Linked DNA regions of Homo sapiens: region 2 is linked to region 1. A link is a loop called in an ENCODE intact Hi-C map of the cell type or tissue named here. Cell type or tissue: dorsolateral prefrontal cortex. All regions are shown on one strand. Each heading gives the region's core, and the rest is flanking DNA. Links, peaks and the distances in the headings are about the cores only.

The links. Hi-C counts contacts between places; a loop is a spot of excess contacts. Peaks named below come from ENCODE experiments on the same cell type or tissue, not always from the same donor. Only the 100,000 strongest peaks of a DNase experiment are listed, where the experiment ranks them.
Region 2: a loop joins it to region 1, with 2.0 times the contacts of the local background. A loop is called at or near these places in 1 of 110 quality-filtered maps.

Annotation. Positions count from the first base shown.
Region 1 is chr1:216,922,860-216,932,507 of GRCh38, reverse strand. It overlaps a transcript of ESRRG not described here. Among named protein-coding and RNA genes, the nearest start is that of ESRRG, 200 kb to the right of the region's middle. In dorsolateral prefrontal cortex, for the core only: no CTCF peak of the experiment used is centred there; a DNase peak (open chromatin) is centred at 5,618; H3K4me3 peaks cover 771 bases; H3K27ac peaks cover 319 bases.
Region 2 is chr1:216,770,116-216,779,763 of GRCh38, reverse strand. It overlaps a transcript of ESRRG not described here. Among named protein-coding and RNA genes, the nearest start is that of ESRRG, 52 kb to the right of the region's middle. In dorsolateral prefrontal cortex, for the core only: no CTCF peak of the experiment used is centred there; no DNase peak of the experiment used is centred there.

The DNA.
Region 1 (9,648 bases), core at 1,066-9,065:
AAATCCTAGTTACCCATGGTTCTAACAGACCTTACTTTTTGTCAATTTATTATCGGGAAGTAGTATCTTACTTCAATTTGCAATTTTAAAATTATTAATGAAGCTGAAGATCTTTTACAATTTTATTGGTCATTTGTAACTTCTTTACATGGATTTACTGCCTTGCCAATTTTTTTTTCTATTGAAATCTTGTCATTTTCCTTCTTTGTTGAAACTTCTTGTGTACTAACAATATTAACCTCTTTTTCTTAAATGTGTTCTAAAAATGATTCCTTATTTTATTTTTACCTTTTTTTCACCCCCAAAGATGGAGTTTCACTCTGTCTCCCAAGCTGGAATGCAGTGGTACAATCTCAGCTCACTGCAACTTCTGCCTCCTGGATTCAAGCAATTTTCCTGCCTCAGCCTCCTGAGTAACTCGGATTACAGGTGCACGCCACCATGTCCGGCTGATTTTTATATTTTTAGTAGAGACCACGTTTCACCATGTTGGCCAGGCTGGTCTTGAACTCCTGACCTCATGATCTGCCTGCCTCGGCCTCCCAAAGTGCTGGGATTACAGGCGTGAGCCACCGCACCTGGCCTTATTTTCACCTTTTAATTTTGGTTTGAATTATCTTTCATGATAGAAAAGAAGTCAAATGTATTTATTTTGTGTTTTTTTTTTTTTTTGTGGTTTCTCATTTTTCTGTCTTGATTAGATTGGCTTCTCCTCTGAAAGAAAGAAAAATAATCTTTTTATTCTAAATATTTTGTATGTCTTTTCAACATGATCCCTGCTTCCCACAGCTCATAGACAAGTTGGAGAGATGACTGCAGAGCACAGGGATTTCTGCTTTGTGTGATCAGTGCAGTAACCAAGGGTGTTCAGAGTCCCAGGAGAACCCTGAGGAGGGCACCTGGGCCAATTGGGCCAGTTGGGAGGCGGGGTGCAGCTGGTCCTCCTGAGAGCAACATCCCAGCTGAACCTCTAAGGCTGAGGCAGCAGGGGTGGGAAGATTTCCAGGGGAAGGAAAGAGCAAGTCAGGGAGCTGGAAAACTTTGGGAAGACAGAGTCCATTTTCCAGAATAAGGAAGGAGCAGTTTCTCAGTGTGGGTCAAGGGAAAACATTTTTCATAGGAAGGGAGAATTATTTTCCTGAATTTCTCTTATTTTACACAAAGGGTAGGCCAGAGAAAGGTATTTTAAGCTGAAGACAAAGAAAGTTCTGAAGGTGAGGTTAGAAAAAATGAAATAATAAGTCAATAAGGGTAAGGAATACCTTCCCCCAAAATGATTAGGGATGGACAAGGGACAAGGATCCTCATATGAGAATTAGGAGAAACGTGCATGTCATCTTTAATATCCATGTACCTTCTCCTAGATGCTTTGGGACCAGACAGTGACAGGTGCCCCTTCACTGAACTTGGCCATTAGCCTCTCAACTTCCAAGTCCCACATCAGCCACACTAGAATAATATCGCTTAACATGCCAGCTTTCCTTACAAAAATCACATGAGTTCCCATTATCTCTGGTGAGATCTGTCCTCATTGGGCAGTTAAGCTCTCCACAGCATTATCCCATCACCCACTTCTAGTTGCTCTTCTTCACTTTAAAAATCGTAATCATTGTGGAACCTTGTGTGTTCTACAGGCAATGCTTCCCATTTGCAGTTCCTTCTTTTTGGGGCCTTCTCCATTACTCTTTGACAAGCTAACTGGAGTCCCATTTATCTTTCAAGGCTCAGCTTAAATGTCACCTCCTTCCTGCAGCCTTTCCTGACTCCTTGAGCTAGAAGAAATCTGGATGTTGAAGTGTCTGTCAGTACTATTTAAGACTCATGCTGAAACAACAATGTATTATAGTACTGTATTTCTACAGGTTCTTAACTAGATTGAAATTTCTGGAAGGACAAGAACTATGTCTTATACGTCTTTGCAGTTTCCAGGTCTTTAACACAGTGAAGTCTCATCCACCCTGACAAAGACTAGAAGACTAAACTTATCTCTAGAAACAGACCCATGGGCAGCAGAGGCAAGGGCAGAGAGGACGCCCACAGAATAAATAGAATGTAAAGTCAGTCTGAAAATGGGGGGTTGAAGCTTGAGGAGAGAGTAATTCTAAATAAACCTCAGAAGGAAGTGAGCTGGGGAATGCTCAGGGGATGAATAAATGGATCACCTGGTATTCATGGGGGAGGGCAAAGTTGAAGTTAAATAGAATGAATTGGTAATGAGCCATGTTCACATCTTCCTTTGCACTTGAGAACCAAAAAGCAATATGGATATAGAAGAGACCCAGAATATCTGAAGCAGAAGGAAGGAGGTTAGAAGGGAGATTAAAGATGCAAGAGAAAAATAAGGATGTGTGAGAAAAGGGAGAAGTGAGTCAGAGAAAGGTTCTTCAAAGGGGATGTGAGTCAGAAAGGAAGATGACATATTAAACTTGGCAGAATGTCCATGAGGTGAGGACAGTGGTGAGGGGTCTCTCCTGGACTCAGAGAGGAAGGATGTCCAATGAAATCAGGTGGTGACTAATAACTTAGATAAGGTAAGAGTGATACAGTATGGGTGTTAGGGGGTTTCCTGAGGGCTGGAAATCAGGTACGGTTTCTATGAGAACATGGGGAGGTTGATGGCAGGACTGGCATGGCAGTTGTGCTTGGAAAGGGATCACAGATGTAGCATTTTATAGTTGAATAGCATCATAAAGGAGGAAGAGACCTGGGGGGTCTGGTCCAATATTCTCATTTGGCATTTAGGACAAAAAGTCTAAAAGTCTTAATGCCATCTCCTAGGCCCCCTGTGGTCTGCACTCTGCCCACCTTTCAGGCCTCATCACGTACTTCTCTGCTTTCCTAAACTCCTGCAAAGCCAAACCACCTGTGATGCACTAAGCCTTGCATTCTTTTTCATTTCAAATGCCATTCTCTCTGTCTGGAATGTTCTTCTACATACTCCTTGTTTTTTTGCCCAACTCTTATTCAAATTCCAGGTCTCAGCTTAAAAACATTTCTTCAAGCACTCCCTCTCCCAGCTCCCCTCCACACACGCACTGGGTGAAGTCTTCATTATATGTTTCCAAGCATTCATTTCCTATGTTTAAAATTTGATGGGAGATGTATTGCCTTTTTGATGGCCCCTTTTCTCTTCTGGGTTGTGAATTCTATTGAGTCACATCTTTTAGTATTGTACTTGTCACAGAGTAGTTGCACAATAAATATTTCTTAAGGGAAAGAGGGAAGGAAGGAAGGAAGGAAGGAAGCAAGGAAGGAAGAAATTTGAGTGACCAACTTTTACCACCAATTGTTAACAGAGCCTGACAAGTGTCTTCTGAAACAATCAGGTGTGACTTGAACATTCACATTCAAACTTGGGAGACCAGTGTGGTTTTTTTTCCAGTATTTTTTTTTAACTGTGGTGAGAAAATTAACTACTTTAGCCATTTCTAAGTGTACATACAGTTCAGTGGCATTAAGTGCATTCCCATTCTTGTTCATCATCCATCTCTAGATATTTTTCATCATCTCAAATTGAAACTCTGTACCTATTCAACAATAATTCCCATTTCCGCTCTCCTCCTATCCCTAGCATCCCCCATTCTTTCTGTCTCTATGAATTTGACTACTCTGGGTGCCTCAAATACGTAAAATCATACAATGTTTGTCCTTTTGTATCTGGCTTATTTCACTCAGAGTAGTGTCTTCAAGGTTCATCCTGGCTGTAGCATGTATCAGAATCCTAATCTTTTCCAAGGCTTAATAATATTCACTGTATGTAGCGACCACATTTTGTTTTTCCATTTGTTTGTTGATTAATATTTGGATTGTTTCCATAGGAGACCATTGTTTTAAATCCTAAAATACATAATCCTCCATGTAATCTAGTAACCTGGGTGATGGTCAGTGGCATGCAGCTGGAGGATTTAATCAGGGAAGGAAAGGATAGATGGAAGAATCATCAATGTGCTTAGGAAACTCATAAAAAATGTCCACGAACATGGAGGCTGTGACAGGAAGAAGAGGAGATGTTCCCAATGGGTCATGGCAGTCTTGACGTGAAGAAGGCAATGAAGATGGATGCTGTGAGTTTCTTAATGATAGTAAATATTGAGAAGTGGGGTTGAGAGATGCTCCTCTTTTTAACCTTCCCTTGTTATTGAAATGGAGGAGTGGGATGGCTAGAAGGGGCAGAAAAAACTGAGACATCCTCTGAGAGGAGACACTGGGGAAAAGAGGTGAGAAAAAGTGGAGGCTAAAAGGGAGTTTGCCCACAGATATTTTACAGGGGAAAAATTCAATGGTGAAGGAAGAGTCAATCAATTCAAAGCCATTCTACAAATTTCATGCAGGGAGAGCCCTCAGCACAAGATTGATGCATATCTATTCTATAATTAACAACAATATGAAGGAAGAGATTCCACGGTCACCATTAGGTTCCAATCCCTCATGGTCAAGACTTTCTTCTTTTTAACTAGACTATTTTGAGCCCTTTTCTTCTCTTTGTCTTTTCAGTAACTGGAAAAGAATTACTAAAACTCACCCCATGAAAATCCCTCATGTGCCTGAATTCTTTCGAAGTTAAAGATTGGAACTGGATTAAACTCTTTTCCCTTAACAACTTCTTAGCTACAGTTTTCTAAGCCTTTAATGCCCTTTGAATTGTCTGCTCTAAGTTCTCTTGGGTTAAAGTACACCAGTAAGAATAGCCAGATTTCGTCATATCCCATGCAAAGCTAGTGCTCTCCTTCATGATCTGGGAGCCCCGTCCCGCGGTGCCAGCATCCAGTATGGCACCAGTCCTGCCTTGGAGTAAAAGAATGCCATATTCCTGAAGGAAATTTCTCAGCCTGCAGAGAGGGGCCTATGGCGTGCCTTAGCCATCAAGCTCAACCTCTCAGCCTAAAGGCAGAGCAAGTCACTTTCCAAGATATGGCTGGCCCTAAGATTGTGTTAGCCTTTTGGAAGTATTATCCTTTTTCTTTCTAGTTCAGAAGCTCAGCACGTTGGCCCATTTCAAGTTGCCTCTGATCTTTAACTGCTGCTCCTCAGCCCCTTGGATCCATCCTTGGGGATATTCTCACTGGTCACTTTGCAGAGCTCCCTCAGGCCAAGAACGCCTCCCTCCCTTTGTTTCTACTTAACCCTTGCCCTTCAGGGTGGTGAGGGGCCGTCTTCAGGCTCCCTCCCTTGTAGTCTATTATTACTTGCAGGTGATTAGCAGGCAGGTCCCTTCTAAGCAAAAAGGAACATTGCCCCAGGCACCGCATTCCCATAGGCTCTTGCCATTTTGCTACAAAAGAGAAAAATCGAGCCTTTGAAGAGTGTATATACACTATTCATGTACTTAGAAAGAGAGGAGTGTCTATAAAATTTCAGGAACAGCATTGGATTTTACTCAGTTATCAGACGGCAGAACTCTTGAGTTATGGTTCGGATTGCTTTCAGAATTAAAAAGAAGCAGTTGCCATTTCTAAGCATCTAGTCTTTTAATAAAAGTTTATTTGAGAATTTCTCTCTAGACACTAATCCCCCAACAAGCTGTATTCCAGTGAGACAGAGTGTCCATGAAATATAGTAATTGGAGCTCTGTTGGGCTATTCTTCGTGCAGGGAGAGCTCGCTTAGTGACAGCATGCTGCATTCAGCATTCAGCATTCAGCATTCAGCATTCCACCCGGCGCTCTGGCTACTCATTTGACCGGATGAAAGCTTCCTTCTCTACCTCAATCTTCCAGGCTTTTTTGTCACCTACACTGCTACCTTCAGATCCCCCAGGGGAAATATTATATGCTTCTTTCAACATCTTGAGCTACTGTCCTCAGCATTAAGTGAAACATTATACTTTTTTTTGTATCTCTATGGCTGCAAGTGCAATGTCCCTCTCAGACCACAAAAAAAGTAGCTAGTTGATTTTCCAGAGTTTTAAATGGCTAGTTTCTCTCCTATTATTTTTCATTGAAAAATAAAATTTTAAAATTAAATGTAACTTTTTCCCCTTCGCTCCTCTGCCAAATAAATATTGCCAAACCATTTGGTCTTTGGACTCCATGGATTCACATTTCATGTGTAAGAGTCACAGGAACGAAACAGGAGTGATTTTTTTTTTTTTTTTTTCATAGGTGTTATCAGTTTTCCTGGGATGGAAAGTGGTTGAGCTGAAGTACCTGTTCCCACAGAACAGGCCAGGGAACAAGTCCTCTGTCTCCTCAGTTTCTTTGGCTCTGGATTTAATTTTTTACTCAGTTATGAGAGTGTGGTGTGTCCCTTAGAGCACCTGGCCAAATTCATCTGATCTGGTGTTTCCCAGGTGTGTGCAGATCTGCGGAAGCAGCAGCTCGAGGGCAGGGGCCTGGCATCTGTGTTCTAATAAGTGCCCGAGGTGCTCCTTTGGGTCTGGCAAGTCTGGAAAACACTGGTCCATCCATCCCAGCGTTTTGCTTGCAGATCTGTACCAGATTTCAGGGCTGTCTGAGGGCTGTGGAGTTGTTTGTGTGGCCTTTTTCTCATGCTCGCTCAGATTGTTTTCTCCTGAGGTGATCATGAACTGTGAAGAGCAGACCCACTTTGGTTTTTTCTGGAGACAGAGTCTAGCTCTGTTGCCCAGGCTGGAGTGCCATGGTGCGATGTTGGCTCACTGCAACCTCCACCCCCCGGGTTCAAGTGATTCTCCTGCCTCAGCCTCCCAAGTAGCTGGGATTACAGGAGTACACCACCACGCCTGCTAATTTTTGTATTTTTAGGAGAGACAGGGTTTTGCCATGTTGGACAGGCTGGTCTCAAACTCCTGACCTCAGGCGATCCTTCCTCCTCGGCCTCCCAAAGTGCTGGAATTACAGGAGTGAGCCACCACACCCAGCCGAGCAGACCCACTTTGAATAAACCAGGAAAAGAAGGAGCATTCCGCCCCCACCCCAAAAAAACAAAAACCCAATCCCTGTCCCCCCAAAAACAGAAAAACCTCAGGGGCATGTTCTTCTCTTGTATTTGAGAATAACCTTAGAAGATATAAAATTGAAATACTCCTTCCGGGAACCGCTGCTGTCTCGCTTGTCTCAACATGTTTGTCATTGTTATTGTTGTTGTTGTTTTTGAGACGGAGTCTCGCTCTGTCCCCCAGGCTGGAGTGTGGTGGCGTGATCTCAGCTCACTGCAACCTCCGCCTCCCGGGTTCAGGCAATTTTCCTTCCTCAGCCTCCCAAGTAGCTGGGACTGCAGGTGCACACCATCATGCCCAGCTAATTTTTGTGTTTTTAGTAGAGACGGGGTTTCACCATGTTGGCCAGGCTGGTCTTGAACTCCTGGCCTCATGATCTGCCCGCCTCGGCCTCCCAAAGTGCTGAGATTACAGGCATGAGCCACCACACTTGGCCAACATGTTTTTATAACAACAGTCATGCAGCCTGTTGAGCCATCCTGTTTAAGTCCCCAAACCTTTGTCTCCCTGCGGGAGAACTGCCTGTGGTTCCTATTGCTTGATAAGGTGGCTCAGAAAAGGGACCTGTTTCAAGGACCTGGAAATCTTCTTGGGTAAATAGTAGCAGATGATACAGAAGAAAACCAGGAAGCTTTGGGGTATGCTGGGGAGAGCTACTAGATGTAAATATGCATCAGAAAGACCATATACTTTTATTATCTATGGAGTAAGTCAGGCTAGGGGCTGAGGAACAATTGAAAAGAGTATCTTGGGTACATAATGAAGTTTTAGAGTTTCTCACCTCACCCGCTACGGCTTCCTGTTTGCCCAAGTCACATTTCCACCCTGTCATAAATACACCGTGGCTGGAGCTGCAAACTCTATCAATAACAACAAAAAGCCATGACATGAGCCTTTCCTGTATTTGCAACACTCTTTGGATTGCCATGGCAACAATAGTTTTAATTATGGAGAGGCAAAATGATAACTTTTATATCAGATGTGGCTCACTTTTCCCTGTGGACAAAACTCTGATTTGAGAGAGGCTTTGCATGTGGATTTTCCTTCTAGGCTGGATTTTATTATCTGCTCTAACAGACAGCTCTTTTGCTTATGGAATGAACCAGAAGAAGCCAAAGCCCTGGCTGAAGGGGCTGCTGGACACTGGCCCTTGTGGAGGCGAATTGGACCCTTTGGTCTCGGAGGCAGCCTGATGTGCTTGTCACATGTGCATTTAAGAACCAAGTGAGCCATTGCTCTCGAGGGCTGCTTTTGGCCTCCCCTTTCAACCAGTGGAAATCTGCATGTTAGGATAGAGACTTGCGTGAAGTATCATCTGGTAATCATCCTTGACAATGTTCAGGATTATGCTGGAGGGACAAACAAGTAATTCCATTGCAGTAGCAGTCATGGAAATATACAAATCATAGCAGCTTTCCAATCAGAGCTGTGGAGGGGGAAATGTGGGAGAGAAAACCTCTTCCTCTGTCTGCTCCCCCTGCCCTTCATTTCTGGATCCACTTGCTCACTCCTCGAATTTCTCTTCAGGTTTGGAAAGGTATCACACCATCTCTAAATAATTCTGGGCTCCCTCATTTTGAAAGCTCTTGCAAAGCTAAATAATCTTCTTCGTAGGTAAACATAAATCATTGTCTACCTTCTTTGCTCCTTGAGTAGACCTTTTGATACATTCATTAATTATGGCCACTGCCTGGTGGTGCAGTAATGGCTGAGTCACTGCCGTGAGCATCTTTCCTGGAACGCTCCCATTTCTGACACTGAACCCGAAAATCCAATTCAGTGTTAAAGAGGCCCTTCATTGTGACACTGGACAGCCAGGTGGTCAGGCAAGTAAAAGAAATATGCCTGAAAAATGCAGCAGTGTGGTTGTAGGAGTGAGGGTTGGAGAAAGCGGATGCATGGAATGTTGATGGAATGATGCTGTCCTTAAAACCTGCTGCCACTGTTTCTAATCTCTGGCAACCTCTGGAATAAGATCTTGATCCTCTGCTCGGATCTGCCGACTCCACCAACAGTCCAGTTAATCACAATCCCAGCTTTTGAAGGCTAGAATGCCCATGCAGAACTATGGAGTAACAGGCACCATGGTTCTCATTTCTAATCCTTTCCCACATTATTTTTTTGAAAAAAAAAATGCAGAAAAGTCCCGATTTTTGGTAAATCTTGCTTAACGAATGACACAGTCTCTGTGTTTGTTTTGTTTCCATATTCAGGGAGCTTTGCAGCTATGATTTTGATTTTGGAGTTTAGGCATGTTAATTAAGCCTTTGTATGAAAGCAGAGGGGTTCTGTTTCTTGTTTGTTAGTTTAATAAGATTTAGTGTTAAGAATGGCACTGAGAATCTGTCAGAATTAGCTTGGCTGCATATGTGTAGCTCAGCGCTTTGAGACCCTTGAAATGTCTGTTTTTAGGACATAAGCAGGGGGCTAATGAAAAGGCTTTGTTGATTTTAACGAATTGCAAGCCACTGTAGCCAAAATAAATATAATCTGCTTTTTGGATTAGTTGTCACAGATGATTTTACCTACTAACAGTGATTAAAGAACCCGAGTGGACCAGAAGCATAGCTGCTCTCTGGTGACTCTTGTTAAAATAGCAATAAACAGAAGTAAATAAAGACTTAGGGCATAGTTATCTTTAATAAACAGTGACAACAAATATACAGTGTGCAGGCGTGAAAGGGTAGGAGTGGAGGCTTAGGGAAGACTGGGGTGTCAAATACCCGTATGGCG
Region 2 (9,648 bases), core at 1,162-9,161, 150 kb after region 1:
ACCTTCCCTTTTGTGATCCCAAAGATACTTCTAATTACCTCAATATTTGTGACTAAATTGTTAGCAAGAAGTGCTAAAATAGTTTTAAATCTATTACAACTCAAAAAGTAAGACTGTAACCAGTACTTTTTAAAAACAGTGCAAGTTTTTCTAAGGCAGACTGCATTAGGATATTGCCCTAGCCATTTACAAATTTTATATATAATATATAATTATATATATAAATATAAATATTTATATTTATATTTATAAATATATATTTATATATAAATATATATTTATATTTATAAATATATATTTATATTTATATTTATAAATATTTATTTTTATAAATAAATTTATAAATATTTATTTTATAATATTTATAGTTATTTAAATATAAATACATATTTTTATAAATAAATATAAATATTTTATGTTTATAAATATAAATATATATTTATATTTATAAATATAATGTTTATAAATATAAATATAATGTTTATAAATATAAATATATATTTATATTTATAAATATAAATATATATTTATATTTATAAATATAAATATATATTTATATTTATAAATATAAATATATATTTATATAATTATATATATATTTATTTTATATATATATAAATATATATTTATATTTACATATATAATTATATATATATATATATAGTTTAAGCCTCCACATAATAACAGAGATAGAAAACAATATGAATAACCACTAAGGAAGGGATCTTTACAGTTCAGCTCTGTATTCTGGCATTGTTTCAGCATTGACATAACAGAGTTGATGAGTGACTGAGGAAGAGGCCCATGGCTTCAGGTTAACATTGCTGATTCACTGTGTTCCCCTGAGAACCTGTTGCATAGATAGGTTTCTTTTCAAAAGCTTACTTTCTGTCTCATCTCCAGTATGTTTATCAGATGTTAGTAATGAGCTTCATTTCTTAGTATTTCCTCCTTTCGGAACAATGAAGTTAGATACTTCTTCCACATAGGTTGAATCCCAACTGGATGGCTCTCAAAAGTAGAGGAAGGCTTACTATTTCTAATCAAGTAGTACAATTTTGCAGTGGGTGTACAATACATTTCAGCCAAAAGTATGGCTCCTCCTGCGTGTCTATAGTCTGTTGGGGCCTGTTGACTACTTCCTGGTCAGGAAGTACTTCAGGGTCACAGGGAGCCCACTTCTGACCTCTGCGATGGGCCAAGAAAGGTAATTAGAGACTGCTGCTTGACTGCCAAGTGACCCAGGGATCTATAGACCCTGACTGTCAGGGCCCGACACAACACTTCTGTAGTGGATACTGTGGTGTGCTGTTCAAACCTTCTTCCAGGACCAAGAAATTCATTCCCTCTGCTACCAAAAGTGATGGTTCACAGTTGAGTCCCTCCCCAGGAATTATCCATGCCTCTCCCAAGGCTCTAATGACTGATCTAAGTAGAGGTACAAAGGACCAGCTCTCTTGTCTCAAGTAAGGACAACTCTGAAGAGGCATTTGAACTTTGGAGCTCCTGGCGGGATCCACTGCATTGCACTTAAACTCCTCCCTCTGCCGTTTTCTACTTCCCTCCCCACTCAGTTCTTAGGAGCACTCTCTAATAACACCCCACCCCCAGCACACAAATCTCAGAACTTGCTTCCCAAGAAAGCTCACCTATACAAGCTTCAACAGGTTTCTCTGTTTGGTCTGTTTTATAATTTCTATTGATCCGAGACCAGATAACTCAAATGACTCCTAGATTCTTACTCTTTAATTAATCTGAGCATGATGCTTTTCTGATCATTAGCAGTGATAGGTACCAGGTAGGTGAAGGCAGGTGGCAAGGCTAGGTTTGACTGTTGATAGCAAGCCTGGTTGTCTTCATAAGTCAGCATGGAAGAGATAATGGAATAGAGAGAACTTGTATCATTCCATGATAAGATATGTAAGTTAAACAATTTATCAGCTTTTTAAGAAAACATTCCTGCATTCAGAAAAGTAAATGCCAAATTTATGTGTATGTGTTATGTGTGTGTATAAGAAAGAGAGAGAAAGGAATGTGGATTACTTACAATAGGACTATTACATTGTGTTAGATGTTGGGACCATAGAAATGAAAAAGACAAGATGCCCATTTTAAAGATTAGGAAACTGAGTTCCCCTGAGTATCCAATAGGAATGTAATTATTCAGTGATTGAATCAAAACTCAGACTTAGATTTAAGTCTAGCACTGTGGTTCTTACACAACCCCTTGCTGATTCTTATCCATCATTTTCAGTGATCTGTAACAGATTACAAAGAAAAACCTCTTCAACAAAATGAGTGGAATAAAAAGTGAAACAGCAGTCTGGAAGTGTGATATGAGATCATAAATATCTGTGGCAGCTCTTCATTAGCTCTTGTTGAGAGAGTTTTCGTGTTGCGCTGGCTGACAGCTCAACTGCGGGGACACTGTTGGGAATGGGAGGAGCTGCTAGGCAGACTCTTAGCATTGCCTCGGAACACCATCTCTCACAGACTGAAATCTTGGCTCCTCACTGCTGGAGGAGTAGATCTGTAGTGCTTTTAAATTTTGTTACCCCATAATATACAGTGCATTTTATTTATGTTAGCGTCATCTTTTATACAGAGCTGTCACAAAATATGTCACTGCTGACTACAGCCTGGGTAGGCAAGCCCCATCTGTGAATTATGCCCTTCCCATGGATCATGCCAGTAGTACCTCACTGGGAAGAGAGTAGGATAAATCCAGAACACTGATAGATACACTTCAAAAGGTTAAGAGAAGACTAGGTGTGGAGTCCAACCTACAGTTAAAAATGCCTAGAGATGCCCTCGTTTGTCTTCCAACTTCTTGGGTCCTCTCCTTAGCACATGCTATACCCAATGGTTGTGAAGGTGTGTGGCTCTTCTGTCCCTGTCCCCATCTGGCCACACTTCTAGTGTTGCCTCAGTGCTACCCTTCACTGGCTTCCATGACCATCACTACTTTCTTCTTTAATGTGATCAGGACTGGGGGGTCTTGAGATTAGTCCTTGTCTCTTGTGATATTGTCTTGGAAGCCATGGAATATTCTTTTACCTCCTGAACTCCATAAAATCCCTTACTACCAATGTATTTGAAGATGGTTCTATGGAATGTTGTCCATGCCAACATACTGTAATATTTGAATGGATCTTGACCTTTAGATGTAACCATTTAGCATTTTTTTATTCCATAATTAACTGTACTAGGAACTATGCTATGGACACAATGGCGAATAAGACATAGTTCCAACCCTCAGAGAGTATGAAGTCCAGTGAAGGAATGCAGACCCATGAACAGGCGATTATGATAGTGTGGTAAGTGCTAGAACAGGGCTAGGGTTGGGATCCTTGGGACCACCTCGGGATGCAACTCAGGTGCCTCTAAGTCAGCCTTTGAGGCGAGGAAAAGTCCTGAAGGACACTAGGTTAAGTCAGGGAAAATGTGTGTTGGGAGTAGAGTGGGGAGTGGTTGCCGTATGTGCAAAGGACAGGGTATTATGGGAGAACTGCAAGCCACAGATTATCATTATTATGGTTTGTTATTAATAAGCTTGGTAGGGAAGGGAGTGGTGATAGTGAGAAAGGATTCTAAATGTAGGCTCAGGCCAGACCAAAAAGCACCTTGTATAACATGTTAAGCACTGTGCCCTTAATCTAAAAGTAACAGGGAGCTATTATAGGGATTTACATAGAGGAGTGATAAGAAGAGCTCTCCATTTTAAAGTGATCACTCTGGTTTTGTTGGAGAGAATCAAGGTGAGATTATAAACTGGAAATCACTTATAGGAAGCCTTTTGCAATGGTGTTGGTGAGAGGAAAGAGTAGCTTCAATTAAGACAATGGCAATGGGTAAAGAAAAAAGAGTGATAAATTGGGGGTGATATTGTATAAAAAAATAGCTTGGCACGGTAGCTGACATCTGTAACCCCAGCACTTTGGGAGGCCAAGAAAGGCGGATTACTTGAGCCCAGGAGTTCAAGACCAGCCTGGGCAACATAGTGAAGCATCATCTCTACAAAAAAATACAAAAATAAATAAATAAAATAGCTAGGCATGGTGGTGCACACCTATAGTCCCAGCCACTTGGGAGGCTGAAGTGAGAGGATCACCTGAGTCTGGAAAGTCAAGGCTGCGATGACCAGCCTGTGCGACAGCGTGAGACGCTGTCTAAAAAAAAAAAAAAAAAAAAAAAAAAAAAAAAAAAAAAAAAGATGTGACATTTTATTTAGGTGGGAAAGACTCCATGCTGTCAGGGTTGAGCAATTGGGAATAGAGTGGTGTGGTTCACCAACATGAGAAACACAGGAAAAGGAATGGTTCTGGGGAGGAGATGATGACTTTTGAGGTGCTTATTGAACAGTCACGTCATTTCATACATTAGGCCACTTGTTATATGGTCGAAGAGCTCAAGAGCTAGAGATAAAGATTATGGAGATAATTAAAGTGACGAAATGAGTGAATTCCTATAATAAGCATGGGAAAACCAAGAAGAAGCCGATCTTAGAACCCAGGAAACCCTCTTGTTATACAATAAATAGATGAACAACAGGTGACAGAAGGCAAATGGCAAACTGGAAATAGGGCGATATTGCTATGTTCACATTTTTACTACAATACACATATCATATTCAACAATTAAAAACTAAGAAAAGAGGCTGGGCACGGTGGCTCACGCCTATAATCCTAGCACTTGGGGTGGCCGAGATGGGAGGATTACTTGAGTGCAGGAGTTTTAGACCAGCCTGAGCAATATAGTGAGACCTTGTTTCTACTAAAAATTAAAAAAAAAAAAAATAGCCGAGCATGTTGGTGTGCACCTGTAGTCCCAGCTACTCAAGAGGCTGAGGTGGGAGGATTGCTTAAGCCCGGGAGTCCAAAGCTTCAGTGAGCTGTGCTCGTGCCACTGCACTCCAGCACTCCAGCCTGGTTGACAGAGCAAGATTCTGTCTTAAAAAAAAAAAAAGAAGAAATTATTCACTGTCTTACTGTCTTATTACCTTAATTAATTGTTTCTATATTCCTTTTTAGACTCTGTTCGTACACAGTCACAGTTTTCACACGCTTTTAATCAGAGTGTGGATTTAGTGCTACATTTGAGCCTTTTCATTAATATGTTATAAGGATTTTTTGTTTACTTCAAAGTCTTTATTTATGAACAATGGCTTTGAAACATGACAGTGCCTTTAGGAAAGTACGCAGTGGTATATTTGAAGGGGGAGAAGAGACAGTTTTGGAGGGTCGAGCAAGAAAGATTTTCATTGATAATATGAGAGAGTAACATGATGATAGCACAGCATGACTGATGTACAGAGGAGACTGAAGTTTAGAATTTCATGTTGCTTTTGCAATTCATAACCTCCCACCGCACTGCGTAATGGAACGTCATGTGCTTTCACATCCATGACATGAGCAGCACTCTAATACAGGCTAAACTGTGGCCCCTGCTGCAGACTTATGACATGGGTTAAATCATCACCTTGAAAGGAACCTAAATGATTTCTCAGGCTTCCCTCTACAGAAGGTAAGGAGGCAGGGAGAGCTACCAAAATACCAGTTCTATTACCACTGACAAGTTCTGACCGAGCTCTCTAAGGAAGCACTGAGGCTAGTGCAGTGGTCTTGATATCAAGAAGTCCATGTTTGGGTTCAAATCTTAGCTCTTCCACTCCTAAGCTATGTGGCCTCTATGGCTGTGAACGCATTCATCTTTAAATGGTGGTTAATGCTCTTTATATAGAACTGTTATGAAGAGTAAATGCAGTGGTATATAAACAAAAGATCATACTCTAAGGTATTAGTAACCACTTTACTATTTTTAATAATAAAATTATAATTATCTAGTACTTATATATAAAATCTATTCAGTCCTTGGGCATATTGTGACTAGAATGTTATCTATGACAAGGAACCCATCAGGGGCTGTACTGCCTGATTTATAAAGGCCTTCTCATTTCTAAAAGTGCATGATCCTATTAATACCTTTTACTCCCCACTGTTCATCTTATCTGTTGTAGCCTCAAAACAAGCTGATCTGCAGCTGCTTTCTCAAAAGATCCAAGTCTGACTATTTTCCCTTATATAAAAGATAGCTCTATCCTTTTTCTTCATGAAAGACCTTAGAGAACATGTGTTGGGGATTTGTAAATGTTTTTCTATCTTTTGGATATTTATTGAAGCCCTGAGACCTTCTTATTTTCTTTTTTGTCCCTCTTATTAAGTCTATGTAATACCACTTATACAAAGCATTTTCATAGTTGACTACAATTGACAATTTTTTCAAAAGTGGGAAGATCCCAAAGGTGTTCGGTAATCTTCAGTGGGATCAGTGGTGCAGAAATAAATTCCCTAAGTAAGATACCATATCTACATCAAGGCAGTCCATGAAGTAAAGAAAACTGTATGTTGCTTATATTGGATCATTGCATTTCTGGTGGAAGTTTTAAACCAAAAGCAAGCTATATCTGTGTGCAAAATGCATGAATTCCATGGTGAATCCCTTATCTGCTTGGTAAGCTATCCAATTTTCTAATTCCAATCTCTTGAAAACAAACACAATTTACGCTATCTTTCACTATGAATATTACAGAAAGGCATACACATTTTAAGTTCAGTTTTTTCCTTTACTTGATTGAGATTCTTTGGTTAAGATTTCTTTCATGCCTTGATTTGTTTGTTTGACTTCTCTGCCTACCCGAATGGTCAGATCAAGGGCAGACTAAGACCATTAGAAGCCATGTTGAGCGTTAAAAGGGATGCTCATCTCCTGATCTCCTATCTAGAGGTAATTCCAAATAAAAACAATAACAAACTAACTGGTAGTTTAAGAAATCAATAAAGTTCTGATTTTTCCCCCAAAGATTTTTTTTCTCCTTTTGGAAACACCAAATATCAGCTTATTAAAAAAAAAAAAATGTGCTAGTGCTCCTGACTTGCAGCTGCCCAAGTACATTTCTTAGCCTCTCTTTGGGTAATCTGACAGTGGGTCAGATCCACTAAGCTATTTGGGAATCTAGTTCCAAAGCCAGAATGGGTTGTTAAGTGAAAAACAAACAAACAAACAAACAAACAAAAAACTCACTATGCCATTGTTTTCTAAGATTAACTCTCTCTGAAGTAGGTCACTGGTAAATAACATACACCTTTCAAGCTAATGATGCTGTTCTCATGTATTGAGGAATGACAAAGAATATGTTTTGACAGCTTGAAAACTTATGTTAGAGAAGCAGCTTAGGTACATCAGTGTTCATATGTTAGTGTCACAATTGTTTTTCTCACATTGTGCTCTAGCTATTGGTTAAAGGTAGAGTGATATACATCTAGAAGTTTTTAAAAGGCTGTGGAATTGAGGAATCTTCCCAAACTTGTCATGTGCAGCTTCTACCCGAGCTGCTGAATTCTGGGATGTTAGAGTAGAGAAAGAGAGAGCAGAGTTCTTTTGGGAGCTCAGCATCATAGATCCACCGTTTTAGGACTGGAAATTCACAGTCCATGCAGATTTTGCAGCCAGCTGTATGAGGACTGCAGGTATGCTTCGCTTGTTTCTTTTACTATTGGTGTGAACAACGTGTAGCTGTGGTTTTGTTAGATCTGAATGTGAATGCATTTAGATGGGGCCTCCATTCTTCAGCTCACCATGGATCCCTCTACTCTGTATTGCTTAAATCTGTCGGGTACCTGTCTGGATCCTGTAGGTATTTGAGTGTGTGAAGCTGCCCCCTTTATAGAACTCCCATCAGTTTATGCTGATGCCATCTCCTCTTCATAAACAGATTGTCTCAGAGGCTATGAGAAGTTAAATGTTCACCTCAGGTCATAGACAGCTAGGATCAGAACTCAGGCCCCTGAATAATATACTACAGCAGTGTCACTTTCACCACACACTTTGGGGTTTGATATTTAAATTTTTACCTCATTAGCTATGTCTTTCAAAAAAAAAAAAAAAAAACACCACAAACTTAAAAATAAAAATACTGTAATTAAATTTACCACCTGTATTTCTAATGCTATCACAGGAAAAATAATACCACAGTACAGTAAATAAACACAGCAGTGCTGTTCCACATTGCTTCCTCAAAATATTTCTAGGTAGAGGCCTATTAATTGTTCTTGCAGTACATAAGGAAGCTTTTAAATACAGTATATGAGCATCATCAAATAAAGGCTTTTTTCCCATGGCAGGAATCTTTTAGATGCATATTTGGACATAGTTGTCAGCATCTCCCAGTTACAAAATTTTGACAAATTCTGAGTTTAGATGTATATTTCACACACCATTAGAATACACTAGAATATATTATAAATTCCCTTAGGGCGAGGTTCTTCTTCCTTGTTCTACATATTTTACTTATTAGATAACTGTACATACATGCTATGGCAAAGATTATAAGGCATTAAATTAGAAATGTGCCTAATTTTAATTTTCCAATTGAATTTTTTACATACTGTTATAAGCATATGTGTATTTGTGCTAAAGCATTATTGAGCATCTTTAGCAGATGAATAAAACTAATATAAAAAGCAAGTATCATTTTCTTCTGTTATTTATTTTAAAAATTTCCACTAATTGAATTATGATAGTTTTGTTCATTTGGCAAAGAAATGTGCCTTTGAGATTATTTGTTAAAAAGTGGAATTGAAGTGCATGATGGCCTCCTGGCTACTTGGGAGGCTGGAGCAGGAGGATCCCTTGAGCCCAGGAGTTTGAGGACAGCCTGGGCAACATAGCAAGAACCTGTCTTTAAAAACAAGACAAAAAGTGGAATTGGTGAATCAAGGCTGATGTTTTATCTCATCCAATACCTAGCTTGGAGTAGGAATATTTGATGAATTAGTGAATGAGTGAATGAATGAATAAATGAATGAATGGAAGGATGGGTGAATGGGTGGGCAGGTGGATGCATGGTTGGATAGATGGAAAGATAAACGGATAGACAGGTCATTGTGGTAGGGACTTGACAGTGAATCTACTATCAGCTTTTGAAAAAAGGGCAGGAAATGTTGAATAGTTACGTACAAAATATAATCCAACAATGAATCAAGTATTTTTTGTTGTTGCTTAAAATGTGGTTTTTTAAAAAGATGAGATAATTCATGTAAAGTATCATGTATTATGCTTAATATTTTAACCTGTTATTTATTGTTATAATCATTATTATTTACTCCTTTTTTCTTTCAATTAAAAATTGAATGTCTGAGAAATATATATATGCAGAAATATGGTCAATGAAAGATATCGATCTTCTACTCTGATCTGATGTTAGGTGGAGAGCAAAAAGAAATATCTGATCTATCTCCCAATGCTAAAAGGCCTTGGCTCATGCTGGAAATATGTACTGGTGAAGAGATGCAAACATCTATAGAGTAAACAATTAATAAATGCTAATTAATGCAGAAGAATCCAGGACAATGGAACTAGCTCTCTGGTCTCTTCCTTTTCTTACATGTTTAAGTCTCCTGTGTGTTTATAAAAAGTTAAACTCATCTCTATCACAGGGTACTTTTGAATCAGTCCTATTTTTTTCCCCTCTATAGACCACCAGATTTCCTAAGTGATGTGCACCCTTGAACTCCAGTTATTAGCCCACCAAAAGACTCACCAGGGTTTTCCTATTGCCAAATTGGGTGACCTTTGTTTCTCATTTCTTCT